Regions from separate parts of the Mus musculus genome. Here region 2 is linked to region 1. The links are chromatin contacts, found by Hi-C or POLR2A ChIA-PET in ENCODE. All regions are on one chromosome and are shown on one strand. Each heading gives the region's core, a stretch centred on a gene start or an enhancer-like site at or near the end of the contact. The rest is flanking DNA. Distances are from core to core; before and after follow the strand shown. Region 1 holds the start of Slc2a1 (solute carrier family 2 (facilitated glucose transporter), member 1). Region 2 holds the start of Ybx1 (Y box protein 1).

Evidence for each region. Hi-C counts contacts between places; a loop is a spot of excess contacts on that map. ChIA-PET counts read pairs that join two places held with the same protein, here RNA polymerase II (POLR2A).
Region 2: POLR2A ChIA-PET joins it to region 1 with 10 read pairs in embryonic stem cell. The contact joins the promoter of Ybx1 here to the promoter of Slc2a1 in region 1. A Hi-C loop is called at or near these places in 1 of 37 maps with a recorded cell type or tissue (T-helper 17 cell). POLR2A ChIA-PET finds 5 or more read pairs at or near these places in 2 of 5 experiments (both embryonic stem cell).

The regions. Positions count from the first base shown.
Region 1 is chr4:119,107,430-119,110,044 of GRCm38, forward strand. It overlaps Slc2a1 (solute carrier family 2 (facilitated glucose transporter), member 1), which reads left to right and starts at 1,316. Exons shown (of 10, transcript NM_011400.3): 1 at 1,316-1,543. The coding sequence starts at 1,526. Gm52706 (a long non-coding RNA gene) reads right to left here and starts at 1,320. Exons shown (of 2, transcript XR_003955269.1): 1 at 348-1,320.
Region 2 is chr4:119,293,219-119,295,833 of GRCm38, forward strand. Ybx1 (Y box protein 1) reads right to left here and starts at 1,295. Exons shown (of 8, transcript NM_011732.2): 1 at 986-1,295; 2 at 524-587. The coding sequence starts at 1,145.

The sequences.
Region 1 (2,615 bases), core at 66-2,565:
GCAACAGACTCTCATGCTTCTGTCCTAGGGACACTGACTAGCACGGGACCGTCCGTCATAGAGGAGAAAAAAGATGGCTGATTGGTGACTTGTTGGCTGAGATATAGGCATGCAGTTCTATAATGGGGGCGACTGAATTTGTGAACTGGTACCCTAAGAAAGGGCCTGGGAGACCAGGCTTGGGCCTTGTTCCAGCCCTGCATCATATGTATTGAAGGAAAGAAACAGGTCCAGGGTTGGAGAAAGCAAGAGCAGAGGAGGCAGGTCTTGCAGTCAGCAGAAGAAACTCGGGGGGGGGGGGGCAAAGTGGTGATCAGGAGAGAGGAGAAGGGGAACCCCAGACTCACCAGTTCCACATGCTTTACTTTTCAGGGGTCCATGCTCAATTAGGGTGCCCTCCTAGGCCAGCACCTGGCACACAGCTCAGCTTCCTGTCTCTAACAGAAAGTCATTTCTCCCAGATCCCCCCTTCAGGTGAACCTAGATGGGACATGGACTGGAGGGACCACAGAGGCTATTGACTGTCCTACTCACCACTCCAGGAGCTCACCTGTAATTCTCATAGCCCAGGGTTTGATAACAAATCTCATTTTATCCAGGAGAAACCCGCTGCTCATTGGCTGGGAGCTTGCCCAGGACCAGCTAGAGGCGGTTTATAGGTGAGCTGGTTCAATGCCAAGGTGTTCTATGTCCTTAACCATTTAGACACCCAGCCTCTCTGGTCTTCACACTTAGGTGTCACCATAAAGTCAGAAATGGAGGGAGGTGGTGGTTTTACAGCTTAGAGAAGTGGTGGGCATGGTGTCTAGGAGCAAAAGAGGAGCTTGGCCTTGGGCACAGGAACACGGAGCAAGGAGAGAGAATTCAGCTTCGGAGCCAGACCTCCCGTGGTCTCTCTAATGAACTTAATGCCACTTTACACATAACACACGCGGTTGTAAACACCATCCAAATACTAACTCGTTTAATCTTCCTAATAACCCAGGAGGTTGTACTATTATTATGACTAGTCTACCAAAGTTATCCGGCAGCCTAGTGAGGAAGCCAGAGTCCTAGCGCTGGCTTACAGCCCCGCACCAAGCGCTACCATTTTGCTAGTGGCCATTGAGACTCAGAGAGGTGTGCAAACCAGCTCAGAGCCACACAGCGAGCGCCCCCAACGGGTGCCCCGCACACCCTGGGACTGCAGGTTCTAGCATCCAGAGCCAGACTGTGGTCAGTAGCCCTCCGTCCCTCCCCACCTCCCCACAGAACCACGCCTCTCAGAGTCCCGCCCCGGACGTGCTCCCCAGGCCCCGCCCCCTTCGGGCCCACCTACACCCCAGAACCAATGGCGGCGGTCCTATAAAAAGGCAGCTCCGCGCGCTCTCCCCCAAGAGCAGAGGCTTGCTTGTAGAGTGACGATCTGAGCTACGGGGTCTTAAGTGCGTCAGGGCGTGGAGGTCTGGCGGGAGACGCATAGTTACAGCGCGTCCGTTCTCCGTCTCGCAGCCGGCACAGCTAGAGCTTCGAGCGCAGCGCGGCCATGGATCCCAGCAGCAAGGTGAGTAACGGGGCTGGGAGTCCCGGGTAGGGATGTGCTGCCGAGCGCGGGCCGGGGCGCCTGTCCGAGTCCCCGCTTCCTCACGCAGCCGCCGCGCGCTTCACGCGGTCGGGGCGGGGGCCGCGGATCAGGGGCCCAGGCGCCGCACGTCGCGCACGACCTCGGCGGCTCCTCCCGCGCGGGGGAGGGGGCCGGAGCGCGGCGCCCATTGGCTAAAAGAGCCGAGCCCCCGGCCGGGCCCCGGCTAGGAGCGGAGGAGGCGGGACCCGCCCGGAGCCCGCGCCGCGCCCGGAACCCGGGCCATGGGGGTGGCCAGGAGGAGAAGGCACTTCCTCCAGGCCAGGGTCGGGGGCTGACGAGCTCTGAGGACCTCACGATGCGCAGTCCTCCAGGGATGTGGGGCCTTTCCCCGGGGCAAGCTACTGACTGGATAAGATCTCTCTTCACCTGTGATCAGGCTTGCCCTGTATGGGCCGGATTTACGGAACCCCTCCTGGATGTGCGACATTGTTTCTTTCTTGTCCCGCCTTTGCTTTGTGTAGAGTTAGTTCTAGTCCCTTTTAAATTAAAATAAAATTGGATTTTCCCGTCTTAGTATGTAGGAAGGCTCAAGGATGCGCACTTTCACGCCCCCCCCCCTTTACCTGTTTAAAGTTAAGAACAGTGCGAGCATGTGTTAAATCCCTGGCTGCCTTTACTGGGCAGTGGGGGTGTTTTGGTGGAACTCAGGAAAGGAAGCTCCAGTTGACTCCGGATGGTCGTACTGACAGTCTCTGCAGGGCCACAGTGATAGAGATAGAATGTAACTAAGTATAAAGACAAAAAAACAAAACAAAACAAAAACCAACTGAGGCCCGGGAGTCTCTCAGATGCCACTTAAACTCCGAACTTTGGTTTTTCCGCGTAAAACTTTTCTCTCAGACCTAGGTTAATCTCCGTCTTTCAAATTCCTTGGATTTTGCTTTTGTTTCGGAGACATCATCCCCTAGCCCTGTCTGCCCTAGAGTTCATATGTAGACCAGGCTGGCCTCAGACTCACAGAGATCCGCCTGTCTCTGCTTCGCGAAGGCTG
Region 2 (2,615 bases), core at 45-2,544, 190 kb after region 1:
AAATAAGAAGAGCCCTCTTTGGCTACAGAAGGTCTATAGGAAAAATGTGCTCGAGGTACTAAATGGACTGAATATTCGAGTAGTCTAAACAAAGGCAACATAACCTTACAGTACAGATAACATCTCAGGCAACTGACATGTCAAATCCCGTTCCCCGAGAGGTTAACAAGGTGAAAGATCACCTGTATGTTAATTAGCGGGTCACATTCTTACATAGCAATTTCAAAGCAGAAAGGGATGTCAAGGTTAAAAGCGTGCTTAGCCTGGAGTTGCCTCAGTTTGATGCAAGGTAACTGTTAAGGCATGGCTCATGCGACGCGCCTGCCTTGACCTGCTTTGTGCCAAAGCTTTTTGAGGCTAGCTCAAGATCGGTACTTAACAGCAACACAAAGCGAGTCTACAGACCCGCTAATCCCGTCACCCAAGGAAGAAACACAGGGTCCCAATCCCCCACCCTGTCATGCCCGCGGTGGCTCTGGCCCATGCAGGAGGCGGACGCGAGCTTTCCACCCCGGCATCTCACCTGTTGATGAAACCGTATCCGTTCCTTACATTGAACCATTTGACTGTTCCCAAAACCTTCGTTGCTGGAAAACAAAGCACAACAACGTCCAATCACCGGCTGGCCCTGGAAGTCGGTCCAGGATCTAGCCGCAGGCCCGGGCCGCCGCCCTCGCCGCACACGTGGGTGCGCCGGGTAGCGCGGGTCCGAGGTGGGTGTGCGCCCGGGAGGCGAGCACGTGAGGGCCGGGGAAGCAGCCCGCGCTCCTCCGGCTGCGTAGGCGGCGGGGCGGGGACCCCAGCACGAGGCCCCGGGGCGGGTGGGCGCGGGGGAGGGGCGGCGGCGGCCGGAGCAGCGGCGGGATCCCGGTGTGCGCGCGCCGCGGGCCTCGGGGGGGAGGGGCGGCCGCGTAGTCCGTGGCTCGGGCCGCGTCGCCTAACGGTCCGGCCCGCGGCCCCATCCCCGGTCCCTTCTGGCGCTCACCGATGACCTTCTTGTCCCCGCCGGCGGGCGCCGCCGATGTGAGGCCACCCGGGCCGCCACTACCCGCGCCGCTGCCCGTGGAGCCGGGCTTGGTGTCGGCGGCGCTGAGGGCGGCGGCGGGGGCGGCGGGCGGCTGCTGGGTCTCGGCCTCGCTGCTCATGGTTGCGGTGATGGTGACTGGGGCCGGCGGCGACGGCTGCGGCTCCTCCCGGGTGTGATGGTGACTAGGCCGGCGGCGGCGGTGGGGCTCTCAGGGCTCTCTGGGGTCCGCTCTCCGCTCCCGCTACCGATCGAACTAGCGAGAATGGCGGGACGGGCGGGATAAGCCCCGCGATAGACCCGCCCTCGTCCTCCCCCATTGGTCCGCATCGTTGTCCATCTCACCACCTGACCGGGTCTCTAGCGCCTATTGGCTCACGCTCCGCGGCTCCTGCGCTCTCATTGGTATCTTTAGCGACTAATTCGCCCGACCCACAGCTTCTCAGGCCTCCGCCGCCATAGAGACCGGAACTAGAATGAGAGCCTCGGCCGTGAGCACCATAGAGTACCGGGAGGACGCGCAGAGGGAACGTTCCCAGATGGGGCTGCGCTCGTCGCGCACGTGGGCCGCGATCGCCGGGCCTACTCCGGCCTCCTAGAAGGGGCTCCTTCCCACGGCTGGGTGAACGCCGGGGCCTCCTTAATGGGTCAGGCTTTTGGTGATCCAGTCACCTTGGAGGGACCACGCAGGCGCTGGAGCTGCCACGACTCAGCGTGTTCAGGGCGGGGGTGATCGTTTCCCCCGGCGTCCGAGGAAATGTATTTCATACTGGCCACAAATCAGATTTAATTTCGCCTCACATTTATTGGATGTTAGGGTTTTTGACTTTATAAACTAAGCACTGTAGACAAGGATTGCTATCCTTGTTTTTATACACTGTAAAACACACGCTGCCTTCTTTCTGAAGCCCTCCGCCTACCTTCATTCATTCTTTATTACGCATCTACTATTGACTGGGGATTGAAGTAGTTTGCCAGTTAGTTTCTGCTTTCTGATGGTGGAATTTTAAACGCCCACCACTTCTTGGTTGGGTGAGCACAGCGTTTGGGGAGTGGGAGCAGGAAGAGTTGGGTGGTGACATTTCAGGCAAAGGTAGGTTTGTGCAAAGGCCTAGAAAAGATAGGGTCTCACGGAGACTGCAAATAAAGGAAACCAATCGAAGTAGGAATCAGAGGTGGGCAGAGGTGTTTTTAACCTGAGATTCTTCCCCTGATCACCGGTGAGCAGTGTAGCTTTCGCGGTGTAAGTAAGGAGTAGCATCGTTAAAGAAAGAAAAGGCTGCTGCTTGGAGAAGGGGCTGCAGAGAGAGAAGGGATGGGAGTGGGGGAAACAAGAGGACCTGAGATGGCTCTGTGTGTAAAGGCACTTGGCCAAACCTGAGTTCTTGCCTTCAGCTCCACATAATGGAAAGAGAAAGATAGCCTCTTCCTGTAAGCTGTAGCTTGACCTCCCCACGAGCACTGTGGCATACTCCTAGCTCCCAGTAAATAAAAGCATGAACTAGAAATACAAAAAGAACGCTAAATCCGACGGGCTGTGGTGGCGCTCGCCTTTAATTCCAGCACTTGGCAGGCAGAGGCAGGCGGATTT